Regions from separate parts of the Mus musculus genome. Here regions 2 and 3 are each linked to region 1. Evidence: chromatin loops called from intact Hi-C (ENCODE). Cell type or tissue: heart. All regions are shown on one strand. Links, peaks and the distances in the headings refer to the core of each region. The heading gives the core; the rest is flanking DNA.

The links. Peaks named below come from ENCODE experiments on the same cell type or tissue, not always from the same donor. Only the 100,000 strongest peaks of a DNase experiment are listed, where the experiment ranks them.
Region 2: it touches region 1 in a loop (6-fold over the local background); 30 of 42 quality-filtered maps call a loop at or near these places.
Region 3: it touches region 1 in a loop (3-fold over the local background); 9 of 42 quality-filtered maps call a loop at or near these places.

Annotation. Positions count from the first base shown.
Region 1 is chr11:107,466,019-107,472,060 of GRCm38, reverse strand. It overlaps Pitpnc1 (phosphatidylinositol transfer protein, cytoplasmic 1), which reads left to right and starts at 1,341. Exons shown (of 9, transcript NM_001359616.1): 1 at 1,341-2,170. The coding sequence starts at 2,123. In heart, for the core only: a CTCF peak has its summit at 2,832 (motif pointing right); DNase peaks (open chromatin) are centred at 1,330, 2,110, 2,190, 2,870 and 1 weaker place; H3K4me3 peaks cover 3,205 bases; H3K27ac peaks cover 3,410 bases.
Region 2 is chr11:107,210,418-107,216,459 of GRCm38, reverse strand. Pitpnc1 (phosphatidylinositol transfer protein, cytoplasmic 1) reads left to right here. Exons shown (of 9, transcript NM_001359616.1): 9 at 3,802-6,042. The coding sequence ends at 4,118. Among named protein-coding and RNA genes, the nearest start is that of Nol11, 24 kb to the right of the region's middle. In heart, for the core only: CTCF peaks have their summits at 875 (motif pointing left) and 2,539 (motif pointing left); no DNase peak of the experiment used is centred there.
Region 3 is chr11:107,187,333-107,193,374 of GRCm38, reverse strand. Nol11 (nucleolar protein 11) reads left to right here and starts at 3,994. Exons shown (of 18, transcript NM_133702.3): 1 at 3,994-4,258. The coding sequence starts at 4,118. It overlaps Gm39425 (a long non-coding RNA gene), which reads right to left and starts at 4,048. Exons shown (of 3, transcript XR_880257.3): 1 at 3,856-4,048. It also overlaps the pseudogene Gm11718. In heart, for the core only: a CTCF peak has its summit at 4,003; a DNase peak (open chromatin) is centred at 3,994; H3K4me3 peaks cover 1,704 bases; H3K27ac peaks cover 1,096 bases.

The DNA of each region.
Region 1 (6,042 bases), core at 635-5,634:
CTAGAAAATAGTTTTCTTTCTTTGTCTCTCTTTCTTTCTTTCTTTCTTTCTTTCTTTCTTTCTTTCTTTCTTTCTTTACCAGAATATAAGCTATGTTTAGGGTGTCATTTTCCTAGCAGGCTGGATCATGTTCCCTGAGCTCTAAACTTGGGTCATCTGGACAACATTAGCCAGAGCCCACCCTCATTATGTTGATTAGTGACTTATTGAGCATCATTTTAACATACTATACCATTGAGGCCTGCAGAGTCTGCATTGCCCAATGCAAGCTCTATGGGTGAATGTGGGTCTCCAGAACTCACAAATGCACACACACACACACACACACACACACGTTTGTGTGAACATATGCATCTATGTTTGAGAGCCAGTGATGTTTACACATTATCCTCCTATAGGCAGTGGATGCACTTTTTTCCTCCATTTTTAGGAAAACAAGCTAAAAAAAAAAAAAAAAAAAAAAAAAAACAAACCAAAACCGAATGCCAGACAAATGAAAACCAGACTTCAGCAGTTACATGCTGCTTCCTGAGTAACTAAAGAATGTGCTTCTTGTGGTTAAAATGAGAGATCTGTTTAATATGGATGAAATACCAACACCCCGGGCATTTTTATTGACATTTCACTGTGACTTTTTGAACTTAGGAGTGCTGACACGAAAACCTATTCTTTCTGCTCTGGGAAGCCTGCAGTTGGGATTGCAGAGAGCCAGGGAGAAAGAGGTAGCAGGCAATGCTTCTCTCTCTCTCTCTCTCTCTCTCTCTCTCTCTCTGTGTGTGTGTGTGTGTGTGTGTGTGGTTGCGAGCGCGCACGCATTTTTACTCTGTTTTCACCAACACTGCTGCAGAACTCCGCCTTGAGAGCATGTTAGAAAAACCCATTCTAAAACCATCATTTCTCTTGCTCCGGCCTTGCTTACTCCATCAGAGAGAAAAAAATGTTCGCTGTGAGCATTTGTAAACACGCCCCCAGCCCCAAAGTCAAGGGGCACTAGTGCACTTTGGAAACGGTTTCCAAAGCGACTAAGTAGAGAGCCCTATGGCACCCAGGTTACATTTGAAAACAGATCCAACGTTGTAAGAGTCCAGGATAGCTTCTTTGCGATTCTCTGTTCTCTTTGCGTTAGCTGTTCTAGGTTCTGGGACAGCCCTGGCGTCTGGCAGCAGACGGGAGAGACATGCTGTTTTGTTTAAATCCTCCACATTCTTTGCCATTTCCCCATTGGCCGGATGGGGCTACCCTCCCCGCCGCGGCCGCTGCTGATGTCAGCCTCGTCGCTCTCGCTCCTCCCGCACCCACCTCCCTGCCCCAGGCACACTGCAGCTCGGCGCGGACTCTCCAGTCGCGGCGAGGTGGCTGCAAACTCACGGGCACGCACGGCGCTCTCAGAGCCGAGGGACTCGGGGGAGGGGACGCGCGCAAGCCGCTGGCAGCCAACCGCCTAGGTTGAAGACACCCGGGGCCCAGAGCAGGGCAGAGCCTTGGCGGCTGCGGCTTCCCTTTTCTCTCTCAGCTGAGCTCCGGAGAGACTCGGGGACTGGCCCTAAAAAAGAGCAGGAAATCTTGTTTACCGCCCGGGGAGAGGAGCCCATCGAGCCTTTGTTTGGAAAGTCAGCATCGCCTGCTCCCGCGGCAATGTGTTCCTGGTGACATTAACCCACGGTAGACGGGTAGGAGAAAAAGGGGGCTCGCCAGGTTCAGCTCTGCTTTCGGAGGAGGATCCAGAGGAGACTTTTGTGCGTTTGTTTGAATTTGTGGAAATCCCTTTTCCTCCTCCTTTTGCCTCTCTTGCCCGCCGCCGGGCATGTCCTGATCTGGTGGCCGCGCCTACCAGCCCGGGGCTGCTGATCCGAGCTGTCTCCCGCGGGTCTCCCTCCCTCAGTGCCTGACTTTGCAATACCGAGAGGGCTGATCTCTGCGAGGAAGGAGGCGGGGGAGTCACAGACACCGGGACCCGAAGCTTGACATGCTCCGGGGCGGACCGGAGGCAGTTAGGAGCTGAGCGCACCACCGGGGCTGCTTCGCTTGCCGGTTCCCAGCGTCTTTGCCCTCCTCTGGGCTCCAGCCTTGCTCATCTGTTGGGACGCCCCCTTCTTTCCCGAGGTCTGCGGCCGGCAGGAACATGCTGCTCAAGGAGTACCGAATCTGCATGCCGCTCACCGTGGACGAGGTAGGCACCGCGCCCGGCCTCGCCCGCTCCGGGTCCCCAGCCGCCACCACTCGGCCGGCGGGTCCACTGCGTGCGGCGGGGAAACCCTGGCGCCCAAACCTGGAGGCTGGAGGGGGAGGAGGCAGGGGATTCGCTGTTCCCACTCGTCACCCCAGCAGAGGAAAGGCGGCGTGGGGGTGGGGCGGGGGAGTCCAGGTGAGCTCTTCGGGGACATCTAGAATCAGATTCCTGGGGACCACAATGCGTCACAGGGAGCTGTTGCGCCCCCTCCCTCCAATTAAGCAAATGCACAGAGTATAAGAGCCCAAGCATGCTCTGCAGCCGGAGTATCGGGGTAACCGGCCGTGGTGGTAGCCACTGTCCCCATGTCCTCTTTACAAGGTGGGCTTGCAGGGACAAATTCCGCGCGGGTGGGATCTGCAGACCAGAGTCCCGCCTTGGGGGCATGTGGGAGGCCTGGAGAGGGTCCGTTTAGAACCCGACTTCTTGTCGCCTCCGGTCTAGGCGCTGGCTCCTGCCCAGCCGAGCATCCAGGCTCCCTCCGCGATCTGGATTGTCCTTTGCTGACCGCCTGGCTCGGAAACTTTCTGCGTGTCTCGTTCCTTCCGCGGCGGGGAGCGTGGTCTTAGGAAGAGCCCCAGTGGTGGGGCCTGCGGCGCGGCCACCGGAGGGCGCTCCAGGCCGTCAGGCCGGGCCCTCCTGGCTCTGAGTATCGGGGCTGCAGGGTGGGGGGCTCCCCGCTCAAGGGCTCGGCCTCCACGCGCAGGTCAGCTTGCATTCTTCCGATTCCTTCTCCGCCCCCCGTCCCCCCTATCCGCGAGCTCCGCCATTGAGGAAACAGTGACTCAGTGAGGGTCACTCCGGCCCGGGCTTCCTTTTCGTTCCCCTTTCTCCCCACCTCTTTGGATATTTCATAAGTGCTTTGCGTCTGTCCAGGGACACACAGCCAGAACATGAAGCCAATCAAGGCAATTTGGGAAAGACTCCTGTGGTTTGATGTGGCAACAAATGAAATCAGCGATCCACGACGTATTTGTATTTAAAACCGGTGCATTTAATCTATCAGACATGTGATCTACTCACTACTTTGTGAAAGGGGCCTTGTGCTTTTGTGTTACTCAGACTATGTCTGGCTCCCTGCCCCCCCCCCCACCTCCCAGGGTGGTGGTGGTGGGGGCAATCTTCCTTCTGCATCTGGCGCCAGTGTTAAGGTGAGACCCTAGGACAATCCAAGGTAGGATCAAAGTAGCCTGAAGTTTACAAAACACTTGACACTCTACACTGGCTGCCAAAGACCGAGAGGGATAGCTTAGCCATGCCCCTCTCCCCACCCCCAGCCTTATCAACGAGCGTTTCTGGGGTGGCAGCATTTTGAACTAGGTCTTAAATGGTAGTTAGGTGCCTTATCAATGGGGAAGCAGCATACAGCTTTGTGGAGAATGAAGAAAGGCAAATGAATGGGATTGGACGTGCACACACACACCCCTCCCTGGTGCTGGTGTTTTGTGGACATGCTGTCTTCGCACCTCTGGGACTGCTGAGCAGGACCAGGGCAACCTGGAGGTGTCCGTATGCTTCCACTTCATTTCCTGCTTTGACTGTGGTTAATAGATAGGACTGTGCCATCCTAGGGCGCCAATGGGACTCAGTCAAATATTGAGGCAGGTTCTTTCTATGTAGTCCTGGCTGTCCTACAACTCACTATCTAGCCCGGACTGGCTTCGAACTCACAGAGATCTGTCTGCTGAGTTTAAGTGTATGTCACCGGGCTCAGCCATTCTTCCATGCTAACATCTGTTCATTATCCTGGTTGGTTTCCTTCAGATACTTTGTTAAGCACAGGGCAGCATCTCCCCCCCCTCCCCCCCCCCCCCGCATTTGTTTAAGTATTCAGTGTAATAACTGCATTTGAATGGTTTAGGTGGATGGTTTTTCCTTTCTATTCTCTTTTCCCTCTCTCTCTCTCTCTCTCTCTCTCTCTCTCTCTCCCTCCCTCCCTCCCTCCCTCCCTCCCTTCCTCCCTTCCTCCCTCCCTCTCTCTCTCTCTTACTTTCTCTCTCTCTTTCTTTCTTTCTTTCTTTCTTTCTTTCTTTCTTTCTTTCTTTCTTTCTTTCTTTCTCTTTCTTTCTACAGGGTTTCTCTGTAGCCTTGACTGACCTCAAACTCAGAGATCCACCTGACTCTGCTGCCTCTCACGTGCTGGGATCAAAGGAGTGTGCTGCCACCCCTGTCTAGAATGACTTTTCTTAATCGGCCAAGGAAGCCAGGCTCTACCTATAGGATAATTATAAATCCTGCACGTGAAACCTGTTTAGACTAAAGTAAGTGCGATTCCATTTCTATGAGGTCATATTCTGATGTTTAACTTTTATTTTTATTTATTTTTTTATTATGTACTCTTTGTGGTTCTGGGGGTTGAACGTGGCCTTGAGCAGGGGAAACAACTTTCTGCCTCTGAGCTACATCCTCAGCCTGAGGTCTTATTGTGAAATTGTTCTCTGCTTTGTCAGTTTAGATTGGAGGTCTCAGATAGAAAAAAATTCTATCTGAATTTTTAAACTGTAGCTTACCCCAGAGCTTCTCCCATCCCATGGTGGTGCCCTGCTAGCTGGCCTTAATACTCAGTGCTGGGGAGTAACTAAAGTGTTTGGTAGCAGAAGGTGGTTCCTGCAGATTAAGTGGTCTCTGGTAGCTCAACATTGGCTTCAGCTTCTGGCTCCCTTTGGACTTGGTGTAACCTGTGTGGACCTTCTGGTGCTTGCTTCTGATTAACTTTGCACGTTAATTAGCACTCACTGGATTTTGCCAAGGAAGTAAATGCCCGAGTTTTGGGGAGTCCATGTCTGGTCTCTGTGTCTTTCCCTTCTCCCCTGACTCTACATGGCCTCTGGTCTCTAGTCTCTGGGGTGTAATGGCTGCTCCACTGATAAATACTAATAATCCCAGCGCTTGGGAGGTGGAGGCTGGAGAGATTTTAGAAACTTTAAGGTCATCCTCAGCTATAAAGTAAGTTTGAAGTCAGTCATGAAACTTTTTTGGTTGCTCTCCCCTCCCCCACAAAACAAGGTTAAATGCTGTATTCCAGGCTGCGCAACTAGTTAATAGCCAAGCCAGGAGGAGCGTGCTGGTAATGCTTTTGTTTGTTTTTCCTTTCCCTGAGCTCCACAGTGTTTGATCCAGGAAAAGGAAAATCATTTCTTGAAAGCAGATACAGTCAGCACTGTCATCGAAATAAAAAAAAAAAAAAAAAAAACCAGGGTCCCTTGAATTGTTGCAGATAGCATTGACTTCTACTGTCTCTCTCTCTCATAAAATGTTCCCCAGTTCCAGGAAAGAGAACAGCTCCGCGAGACGGAGCAAATAGAGTGGAGCTTCTCTCTAGAGCAGGGTGTTAATGGTATGCTTGTAGGTGCTTCAGTGGAAGAAAGCTTGCAGAGCAAGATTGAAGCCCTGGGTTTGCAACACAACACACACACACACACACACACACACACACACACACGGTTCGAGAGGAGGGGGGGATTGAGAGTTTCTGAATAAGGAATTTAAAAAGTAACATTCCATGGATTAGTTGAGATTATATATGCTGGTGTATATGTTGAAGCCAAAGCCAGAGAACAACCTTGGGTGGCCTTTCTCAGATCACCGGTTTTTTTTTTTTTTTTTTTATATGAGGCCTTACACAGTCCTGGGACTATTTGCCAAGTCAGCTAGGCTGGCTGACTGGTGAGCCCCAGAGATCTGCCTGTTTCTTCCTCTGTGCTGGGGAGTCACCATACTTTCTTCCACCTCCTCTTCTTCCTCCTCCTCCTCCTTCCTCTTCTTCCTCCTCTGTTTTCTCCCCACAAGGCTCTGGGGCTGGAACTCAGCCC
Region 2 (6,042 bases), core at 372-5,371, 260 kb after region 1:
GGCTAACCCAGTCATAAAAAGAGAGTGGAAACATTTGGGGGTACCTGTCAGATGGCCTGCACTAATCACGAAGTAGCACAGGAGCCACAGTGGGTGTCAGAGGTGAAGTGGATCAAATGCGGGACTTTTCAAGGCGTAGTTGGCACTTGTACTCCTTGAAGGGCTTTGCTCTTCAGCTGTCATGGTCTCTGAGAGGCTTTTCTGGAACTCTTTTGGGCTGTTTTACTCAGTCAGTTCCTTTTGACTTAGGCTAATCTACAGAGTAAGCTACAGTCTGTGCACACACGCATTCCTAGTGGGGGCTGGTGGTGAACTGAGATTTAGGGGTGCTACATAGTAGATCTAGCCTGAGACTTACTTAGCAAAGGCCTTAGAAAGCCCAGGGTTGTTTGACAGCCTTGGGTTTACTGAAAGCTGACTATATGGTATATACCAGAAATGGAAGCCTGTATTTAAATACATAGTTATCTCTTGGTCAGTGATGCTAACAAAGAGGCCCTAGGGATAACAAAGGACTCGTCCCCAAGTTGGCACATAGGTCTCAGCCAGATCTCTTACATGTGATCTTTCTCGGAACAGGATGAATTCTTGTGTTTGCCATGCCCAGGCCCTAGGGTAATAGTATTTATTATAAGATACTGGGAAACTCAAGAATGCAGTTTTTACATGACTGCTACTTTTGTTTTTTTGGTTCTGTTTTGTTTTGCTTTTCTAAGAAGTGAGAATGCAGGGTCTAGAGACAGCTCAGCAGTTCAGAGCACCTGCCCTTGTAGGTACCCAAGTTCAGTTCCTAGCGCCCATATCTAGTGGCTCACCACTTTCTGGTCCGGGGTATCCAGTGCCCTCTACTGTCCTAAGTAGGCATTGATTGCATGCATGCACATGTGTATACACACACACACATATACATAAACAAATGATAAATCCATTTTTTAAAAAAGAAATGAGAGCATAATTACAGAACTTTGAGAGGTAACTGTTGTGACAAAGGCTCTAGAATCGGAAGACCTTCTGGTAATGTTTTGGAAATGTTTAATCACACACACACACACACACACACACACACAGAGCATGATTTGGACTGTACCTTGCCAGGCTAGTGCATGCCATTGGCCACTGGATGCATGTGACCGCCTGAAAGCGGACTGGCTCCGCCTTCCCCCTGTCGTGCACGCGGTGATTGGGGTTTGCAGGAAACCAGTTGAAGCAAGAGTTGCTGAAGGTTTGCCCCATTTTGATCGAATACCTCCCAACTCTCCTTTTTTCCTGTTCTAAAGATAGGAATGTTCTTTTAAGGAAACTGTTCCAGAACGTTCCTTGCTTTAGATTACCTTTTCTCCTAGGAATGTCAAACCCAAAGAAAGCTACAGGGGAGGGAAGAAGGGACAAGGGATGCCTGAAGGGCACTGAGCACCACTGTTTTCAGGATCTAAGGCAGACATGGTGGCTGAGAGCTGAGGCAGGAGAATTGCCTTGAGTTGGAGGCCAGCCTGATCTATAATATGGGCCAAGGGGGAGGTGGGGTAGGGACAGAGCTTACAGCTTAAAGCCTTTGCATGTGTTCTTTCCGTTTTAACTCATCATTAGCGTTAAACTGTGTAGAGAAAGATGATAACTCAGAATGCACCCCCACCTTTTTTCTGGCTGTAAGAAACCCATTGTCACCATGATTGAAGTATAATGGTTATCTTATAATATTGCCCTCTTTCTTTGGGATACCATGAGATCGTGGATCATGTGTTGTGTTGTGTTGTTGTTGTTGTTTGTTTGTTTGTTTTTTGCAATTGTACTTTTTTTTTCCATAATGAAAAAAAGATGGTTAAAGCTGAGAGGCTGTGTGTACCACAAGTAAGTAGTGTGTGGATAGGCCAGCAAGATGGCCTATCAGGGAAAGACCCTCATCATACAAGCTTAGAGACCTGAGTTTGATTGCCAGGGCCCAGGTAACTGTGGAAAGAGTGAATTGGCTCCACATGTACACAGACACACACCCTAAGAATTAAAAATATTTTTAAAATGTATAAATAGTAATAAAGCCACATAATGGGGCTAGGGATGTAGCAAAGTGCTTAACTATGCAGAACCCTGGGCTAGATCCCTAACACCATATAAACGGTGGCCGCTGTCACAATCCCGGCACTGGTGAAATAGAGGCAGGAAGATCAGAGATCCAAAGTTATCCTCACCTACATACTGAGTTAGAGGCCAGCCTGATCTACCCAAGAGCCTATCAAAGAAAAAGAAAAATAATTTTAGCACCTTCACGGGTGCTAAAATGAAATTTAAATGATCACCCTGAAAATGGATAAGTTAAGTCGGAAGTAAGCAAAATTAACTTCCGTTAGCACACTAAAGAAAGAAACTAAAGAAAGAAGCAGTCTCGCTTGGCAAGTGAGAGGTTTCAAAGAGAAGAGGAGACTCTGAGGGGTTTTGGTTTTGGTTTTTTGGTTTTTTGGTTTTTTGAGTTTTTTGGGTTTTTTTTTTTTTTTTTTTTTAATCTAAATTCTGTGCTGTGTCCTTTCTGCCCCCTGCTGGAAACATACAATATCACAACATTTCAGCAACTTGTTAACCAAGTCACTTTTTCAAATTGCTATCCATTTATTAAAGATATATCCTAGTTCACTAAAATTCTATGTCGAATTCCAAGCAAATGCTGCTTTAAAGAAATGAATCTCACTCATTCACTTAAAAGTGGTAAGTTAATAGGTACGAGTTTTCTTAAAACCATATAAATTTTATATTATGTCAACACAATTGTAATTTTTTTTTATCTCCTTTATAAAAACTCTTCCCTTTCAGGAAATTTTTTAAAATTTCATAGGGAAATGGTCACAGATTCAATTTAATGGGAAGTGGGGGTTTTTTGTTTTTGTTTTTGTTTTTTTGAGTCTGGCATTTGATAGTGCATGCCTTTAATCCCTACACATGGGAGTCAGAGACAGGTAGATCTGGGTTTTGCAGTCCCAGAGCCTGGTCTACGAAGTTACCGGACCTTGGGGCCACACAGAACACCCCCACATACACAAAAAGTGTTTGTTGTTTTCTTTGTCCAGATGTTATGAAACCCAGTGGTGTGACTTGGTGGTAGAGCCCCTGCCTGGCATACTCGGGGCCCTGGATTTGATCCCCAGCCCCACAAAGAACACCTAATGATTAACATAGGTTGTCAGTGTTCATGCCACATTCAACACTGCAAAGAGACCTGAACCACTGAGACCATGGCAGAGGGCCAGAAGAACTGAATGAGCCTGAGTAAGCCAACGTAGATACACACAACACACATGCATGCACACACATTCATACAGACACAGACACCACGTACATGACACACCTATGCATGCATACACACACACACACACACACAAATATTTTTAATGCATACTAACTAGGCTAATGAGATGGCTCACCAAGTAAAGGCAGCCACTGCTGCCGAGCCTGGCAACCTGAATTCAACCCAATGAACCCGATCCTCTCTCCCCCGAGACTCAGCCACCCACACCACACACAGCAAATAGATAGATAAAGTGTATTTCAGTCATTCCTTAATACTTACTAAGAGTCCTTTGAAAACTCTTGGGTTAATATCCAAAAAAAGAAATGTTCTTTTCCGGGATGTGTCTTAGTAACACAGATGTGGGGGGCAGGGGAGAAAAAAAAATGAGGGTCTAATATTTCAAAGACATGTCAAGTTTGTGATTGGGTAGGCATCAGCTTCATGGTAGTGTCCCCAGATTTAGCAATAAACCCATTTGCCCGTCCGAACAGTAACTATTCTTTTCTCCGCTTTTCCCTTTGAAGACATGACAATGGATGAAGTGCGAGAGTTCGAAAGAGCCACTCAGGAAGCCACCAACAAGAAGATTGGCGTTTTCCCACCGGCCATTTCTATCTCCAGCATCGCCCTACTGCCTTCCTCGGTGCGCAGCGCCCCCTCCAGCGCCCCATCCACCCCTCTCTCCACAGATGCGCCAGAATTTCTGTCCATTCCCAAAGACCGGCCCCGGAAAAAATCTGCTCCAGAGACGCTCACACTTCCAGATCCGGAGAAAAAAGCCACCCTGAATTTACCTGGCGTCTACACTTCCGAAAAGCCATGTCGGCCCAAATCAGAGTAACTCGGTCTGAACATCCCTTTGGGTCCTTTGTTTTCATTTGTGGCTTTTTTTTTTTTTTTTTTTAAAGAATTCTCTGGACGAGGAAAAGACTGCCTCCTTCACTCAGATGTGTTCTTGGATCTCAGACAATGCATGTGGTTAAATAATCTCACAGATAGCAAGAACCCCTACGTGTGCCACACAGCATCATAGTGAATGTGAAAAGTATGATTTAGGGAAAACAAAAAACAAAAAAAAAAAACAAAAAAACGAAAGGAAACAAAACAGGAGGGGCTGAGGACACCGCTCAGTGGGTAGAGCTGCTACAGCTACTGTGGAACCCGGGGTTCCATCCCAGCCATGGTAACCAGGCAGGAGGATCAGAAGTTCAGGGTCAACCTCAGCTACATACAGAGTTTGAGGCCAGCCTGAGTTATTTGAGACACTGTCTCAAGAACAATCAAACAAAACCCACAGAATCTTCTCTAGCTTTAGATGTGGACCAGGGAGGAAGCCTTGTTTTGGGGGCTTTGGTGAGTCTGATGTGGACCTCAATGGTAAAAGGGTAAATGGATGAGAAAACTTTTTTTTTTTTTTTTGGTAAGGTGTGGTAAATTAATGATGTCAGTTTCCTCCCATCAAACCTGAAATTCTCAACAACAACAAAAAAAAAAAAAAAGAAAAAAAAATACTCTCAGGTGTCACATGCCTAATTGTTCTCTTTTGGGACTGCTGACTACCAATACTTGAATTCCAGTTGTTATCAATATTCCTATTTTGATTTAGTCTGACTCAGGATTTGGAGCCTGATTAACTTCTTAAATTTTTGAAAATTTTAATAACCAACTTCTTGAGGCTCCAAGTGCAATTAATGATAATGTCTTTATACCTTTTCACAAAATTTAATAAAGCACCCATCTGTTTGCGTCTCTTCGCTTCCCCTTTTTGTGCCCTGGTGGCTTCTCAAATCTTGCCTGGATGACTTATGACCACAACTAATACAATGTGGAATATTCCGGAAACAGAGAGCCCCAGGTGAGACAGACATCTTCTCTTCAGGGACCTGCAAAGTTTGACTTGTGAGCTTCATCCATAACGATTCTCAGAAATTTCGACAAGCTAAGTAGAATTCATTGACAGTCTCCCACTTGAGGAAATTGAGGATAGACTAAGGGACCCGGGTTTAACTAGCCAGTGTCTGAACCACACAGAAGAGAAGCCACGCCTCCTGGTTTACTCTTAGGAACACCCAGATATTCCTGGAAATGGTTTGCCCATCACCAGGCTTTAGGAAGCACCACCATTCTCTTAGGCCTTCCTTATAATCTAAATATCGGGGGCCAGGGTGTAACTCGATTGTAGAGTTCTTGCCTAACATTCAGGAGGCCCTGGGACTGATCCATAACCCTGCAAAAAAGGAAATAATCCAGCTATTGCCTGTGTCCCTGGAATCCAGTAAATACAGGCAGGCGGGAGGAGTGGAATCGCAGGCTCCTATTTGTACAGAGGTGTGATCATAAATGTCCCTTTTTGTCTTGCTCTCATTGCTGAATGAAGGGGACATGTATGCCGACAGCTGGTGAGGTCAGTAGGTCATCAAAGTGGCAGAAAGAGAAATCTGTCACCCTTACACCTCACTGCCTTTAAACCCACAAGGAAGGGAAGCAGATAGAGCAATGCAGGTGGCTGGGGAGCTCCAGAGCCCATGTCCTAGCTGTCCCTTCCTGACTCGTGACCTTCAACCTCAGGAAAGGAAATGCCCCCCCCCCCCCCAATCCAGATCCCAAAGGAAGCAAAACAGACCAGGGAGTATATTCTCCTTCCCTGACACCTCCCAGCCGGTGGACCCTGCCTGCACCCTCTCTTCAGTCTCCACATTCTGCAACATCTCTGGGGTTCACGCCCTCTCCCATGGCCCAGATGCTGGCCCCTCAAGCCTAGCACC
Region 3 (6,042 bases), core at 1,043-6,042, 280 kb after region 1:
AAAAAAAAATACATGAATGTAGCAACACCAAAGAACTTCCCATCAAAATGTAATAAAATGGTATATTTTCTGTTATGTATATTTTACCATAAGAAATCTCTAGGCCGGGCATGGTGGCGCACACCTTTAGTCCCAGCACTCAGGAGGCAGAGGCAGGCAGATTTCTGAGTTTGAGGCCAGCCTGGTCTACAGACTGAGTTCCAGTGAGTTGCAGGACAGCCAAGGCTACATACACAAAGAAACCCTGTTTCAAAAGACAAAAAAAAAAACAAAAAACAAAAATCTCTAGATGCAGGCCCTGGGTTTTGAAAAGACACACCCCATACTATGATGAACGACCTTAGATTCTCTCTCTAATGCTTGCTTCAGAGAAACTACCCCCAGAGATGCTTGCTGCTGGAGTTCTATTATTCCATTCCTTGCTGCAGTCTGAACATTCGCTTCCACAGCAGGCTAAGACCCCAGATCTGAAAAGCACAGCTCAGACACCTTACATGTGGTTTAAGAACCACTGCAAGTCTCAGATAATATGGCTGGCAGCATCTGCTTCCTCCACACAATGGTCCCTATACATCCTATATCGCATCCTATATATATCCTTTATCGTATGCTTTAACCGGGCGGGGATCTGACTCAACAGTTAAGAGTGCTTGCTGCTCTTGCAGTGGACCCTGCTTCCATTCCCAGCACCCACATGGTGCCTCACAGATATCTGCAACTCCAGTTCCAGGGGGTCTGACATGCTCGTGTGGCATCTGAGGGTACCAGGCGCTTACTTCGTACACAGACATACAAGCAGGTGAAATATCCACACACACCAAGTAAAAATAAAACCCATTTTTAAAATTTTTTTCCTAGACAGTGTTCATCTTTGTAGCCCTGGCAGTCCTGGAACTTGCTTGTAGAGCAAGCTGGCCTCGAATTTACAGAGATGTGCCTGCCTCTGTTTCCAGAGTGCCTGGATTAAAGGTGTGTTCTGCAACCGCCACCACCCAGGAAAAAAAAATGTGGTTTTTATTTAATTTTTTTCAGTTACTGCAGCACTTTTAGTTTTCTTTACACAATGACGTGTTACTAGGCCTAACTGAACAGTGGAAAACCAAAATTTGTCATTTTCTAAAAAAGTATTGAGCACAAAAAACTTTACATAAATTAAAAGGATGAATACATTGACAGGAATCAAGTTCAAGGTAAATAACAACCCCATGGCAGTCAGGAGGGGAAAAAACAGACTGGGAACTGGGTCCTAAGGCTGGCTCCAACTTTCCTATCCTTGGACCAGCAAGATGGAGGGAGTGACTGGTTCAGGAACCCTTGCCAGCCTCAGGAAATCCTGGAAGTCTGCTGTCTGTTAATAACCTGCATAGATCACTCCGAGGTGTTCACACTGATCCAAAAGGCAGGGGATTTCTTTTCCACAGTATGCTCTTACCAGCCACCAAGTGACAGAGCCACATGGACTAAGGACTAAATCAAGATATGCACAGGGTATATCAACCGTATCAAGGGAACAATGAACTTAAATACAAGGTCAAAAAAATCAGCAACAAATTCTACGATTCAGTACTGATATCAGATATAAGTTTCAAGGACAAATTTCTTTTCCAAGGCTTCTTCCAGTTTCATGAGGCTAGCATGAGGTGTGTACATTTGCCTGGGCCGGTCGATACTTCAGCCCATGCAGCAGATACCTGACACCTGCTCAGTCCATCTAGAAGAATTTGCGGTGGATGATGGGGGCGGGGAGGGGACACGGACAGAGTTCTCATACTTGCTGATCCACATCTGCTGGAAGGTAGACAGTGAGGCCAAGATGGAGCCATCAGTCCAGCCTGAGGATTTGCGCTAAGGGATGGTAATGATCTTAATTTTTGTTGTGCCAAGTGCTAGGGCTGTAATCTCCTTCTGCATCCTGTCAGCATTGCCTGAATACAGGGTGGTACCACCACATGTCATGAGGGAGTTGAAGGGAGTCTTATGGATGCCACAGGACTCCATGTCCAGGAAGGAAGGTTGAAAGAGTCCCGTCTGGACACCATAATCACTCATTGTTAACAGTGATTACCTGCCCATCAGGCAACTCATAGCTCTTCTCCAAGGAAGGGGAGGATGCAACAGTAGTCATTTCTTGCTCAAAATCCAGGGCAACATGGCAGAGCCCCTCCTTAATGTCACCTACAACTTCTGTCTCAGCTGTGGTAGTAAAGCTGTAGCCTGGCTCAGTCAGGATCTTATGAGGTATCATGAGGTCGTCTATCAGGTCCTGACCAACCAGGTCCAGACACAAGATAGTGCTGGTGGTGGATACAGATACAAATAAACAAGGGCCTAGTGATACATATTACCAGGTAAGTTCCAGGCCAGCCTAGAGTACAGAATACCCCATTTCAAACAAAACAAAACAAAACAGAAACAATGTGTGTATGTATGTATATATGTGTATAGACATATGCATACATTGTGCAACAGTTTGCTCAAACTGCAGTAGTGCCTCTGAATGCTTCCTAGGAGGGAAGAAGGAGGTGCAAGATCTAGGAGACTCAGGAAGTAAACAAAATTTTCAAGTCTAAGTAAGCTGCAACCTGTAAAATTCACAAGCCCCACCTCCAAATTATACAAGCAGTAAACTGTCCTGGCCTTAGCTGTCTGTCAGAGAGTGGGGGAATCTTCAGAAATGAAACTTGTGTGATTCTTCACCCATACTGAGGTTAATGGAAGCATGGCTAACGTGAGCACAGAGCACTGTTGATTTCATTCTGTGAATGCATCTCCCAGGAGCCAAGGCTGGCTGCCAACCTGTCGATCAGTCTGCCTCAGCCTGCCAAGGGCTGGGCAAGTCCTGCTAAGTTTCTTTTTTTGTTTGTTCTTAAAGACAGTCTTAGGGCTGGAGAGATGGCTCAGAGGTTAAGAGCACTGGCTGCTGTTCCAGAGGTCCTGAGTTCAATTCCCAGCATCCACATGGTGGCTCACAACCATCTGTAATGGGATTTGATTCACTCTCTTCTAGTGTGTCTCTGAAGACAGCTGTAGTGGACTCATATAAATAAAACAAGCCTGGCATGGTGGTGCACTTGAGAGGCAGAGGCAGGCAGATTTCTGATTTCAAGGCCAGCCTTGTCTACAGAGTGAGTTCCAGGACAGCCAGGGCTATACAGAGAAACCCTGTTTCATAAAACCAAAAAAAAAAAAAAAAAAGATAAAACAAAAAACCTTTAAAGACAGTCAGTCTTGGGGCTGGCGAGATGACTCAGTGCTAAGAGCACTGACTGCTCTATCAAAGGTCCTGCGTTCGAATCCCAGCAACCACATGGTGGTTCACAACCATCGTAATGAGACCTGACACCTTCTTCAGGCACATCTGAAGACAATTACAGTGTACTTATGTATAATAATAAATAAAAACTTAAAAAAAAAAAGATAGTCAGTCTTTCTGTGTAGCTAAGGCTGGCCTAGAATTCTATGTAGACCAAATTGATCTCGAATTTACTGAGATCCCCCTGCCTCAGTCTCCAGAGTGCTGGGATCAAAGGCATGTGCCGCCACGCCCAGCTAGATTTCGGGTTTTTGTTTTGTTTTGTTGTTTTTTTAATCAAAAGAGTTGTACATTCTGATAATCTGGAAAAGATTTCTCTACCAGCACCAAAAACGATAGTTAAAATAAATGCCCACGAACTAGCCGTCTCTGGAGGGTTAGGGTAAGCGAGATTAGGCATTTTGAAACAGAACCTTAACTGCCATCTGCAGGTTAATATTTTTCCCTTCTGGCATATTGTGGTAGGACTTTTTAGAGTTCACTAGCATATTTTTAAAATATGTTTTTTTTTATATCAGGCCGTTTTTAAACTTATCTCTCACCTTCCAAGAGGTGAAACAAGAGGGCAAGGGAGCCGACTCAGCGATTTCTGTCTCTACTAGCCGGGAGGCGTGGCCTCGAGGGTCTTGAGCGTTCGCACGTGGTCTAGACTCCACCCACTGGGCGGTGTTCGCCTCCTCCTCTTCCGCCCGCCAGGGGTCGCAGTTCTGCTCGAGCTGATTTTCCTCCTTGGTGTCGGTCGCTCTCGCGAGAGGAAGCACAAAGGCTGCCGGGAAGCATGCCCGGGCTGTAGGCCAACCCAAAATGGCAACCCTGGAAGAAGAATTCACGTTGTCTACTGGAGTCTTAGGCGCCGGGCCTGAGGGATTCCTAGGTGTAGAGCAGACTGACAAAGCCGACCAGTTCCTAGTGACGGACAGCGGCAGGACCGTCGTCCTTTACAAGGTGAGGACGGTGGGGCTGGCCGGCAGGTGTCTCGCCTCTGTCCGAAGCCGGGGGCGGGAGGCTTGAGTTTCTCACACTTGGGAAGGAAAGCCGGGAGCGGGCGTGACAGAGACCCGGGGTGCGACAGAGTCGGCGGGACGCCGCATGAGGTTCAGAAGTTGTTTGTCAGTAGTGAGGACCGGCGTATTTCCGAGTGACGTGCGGCGGTGTCTGGGTGCACATGGGATGAGCTGGGGACCTGTGCCTCCCCTTTCCCCGGGGACAGAGCCTGGCCGAGGGGACCACGTCTGTCACCCAGCAGCTTGCATGACACTGACAGGTTGAAAATGTGTGTTCTCCAGGACATCCTCCGCTCCTTGGGGTCCCGGGGGCGGGGTGAGTCGGATGGTGGGAAGAGGCAGGGATTTCTTGGTGTCCTAGAAAGATTGGACAGTTCTGCATCACACTGTGAAAGTCGCAGTCTCACCCGCTTTGCAGCCTGATTCCCGGCTCAACAAGCATACGTAGAGCCTTGTTATAGCAATCATCTACAAAGCACGTTTTTTAAGCTGGAGTTTTGAAGTTTGTTGTTGTTGTCGTCATTTTGGTTAGTATTTTGGGTTTTCGAAACAGGGTTTCTCTGTGTAGCCCTGGCTGTCCTGACTCTGTAAACCGAACTCATAGAGATGCATTGGAATTAAAGGCGTGTGCCACCACCACCAATGCCCCTGAACAGTTTCTTGTGTCATTAAAAAAGTTATCCATCTGCAAGGGCTGGAGAGAGTATTGGCTGCTCTTCCGGAGGACTGGGGTTCAATTCCCAGCACCCACATTGCAGCTCACAACTGTAACAACGGGATCTAACACCCTCACACAGACATACAAGCAAACAAAACACCAGTGTACGTAAAAACAACAGGAACAACCGAAAAACTAAGTTATTCAGGAAAAAAAAAGTTACCCAAGTGTTTTATTGTTTTGGGGACAGGTTGCCAACAATCCCCTATACTGTTGGTTTAAACTTCCCTTCAAACTTGGGGCTGTCTACTAATTTGGCAGTTTCTGCATAGGAATACAATAGTTGATGACAGTTAGGTGGACTTGCACCAACCTGATTTTCTCTACCTCTGTTCCACAAGTAATCAATTCTTTTTTTTTTTTTAATATTTATTTATTTATTATATGTAAGCACACTGTAGCTGTTTTCAGACACTCCAGAAGAGGGCATCAGATTTTTTGTTACAGATGGTTGCGAGCCACCATGTGGTTGCTGGGATTTGAACTCAGGACCTTTGGAAGAGCAGTCGGCGCTCTTAACTGCTGAGCCATCTCTCCAGCCCCCAATCAATTCATTTTTAATTGTATCATTGTTCATACAGAGTGTCTTGTATTAATTTTCATATTGTTAAGAGTTTTGGAGGATTTTTGTTTTGTTTTTGAGACAGGTCTGGCTTTGGGTTTTTGTTTGTTTGTTGTTGTTGTTTGAAACAGTTTCTCCCTGTGTATCTCTACCTGTCCTGAAACTCACTATATAGACCAGGCTGGCCTCTGGCTCCACCTTCCAAGTGCTGGGATCAAAGGCATGCAGAATTCCCTATCCTGTCTCAGCCTCCCAGTGCTAAGGATACAAGTGTGAACCATCACACCTAGTTAGAATTTAAAGATGACACTTGATCATCACAACTGCTAAGTGTGCAAATAGTGAAATGGTACATTGTTGTATAGACATCACCACAATCCACCTCCAAGGAACTCTTAATCTGTGCAAGTTCTGAGGGCTGTTGAGATGGCCCAGCTGGTAAAGG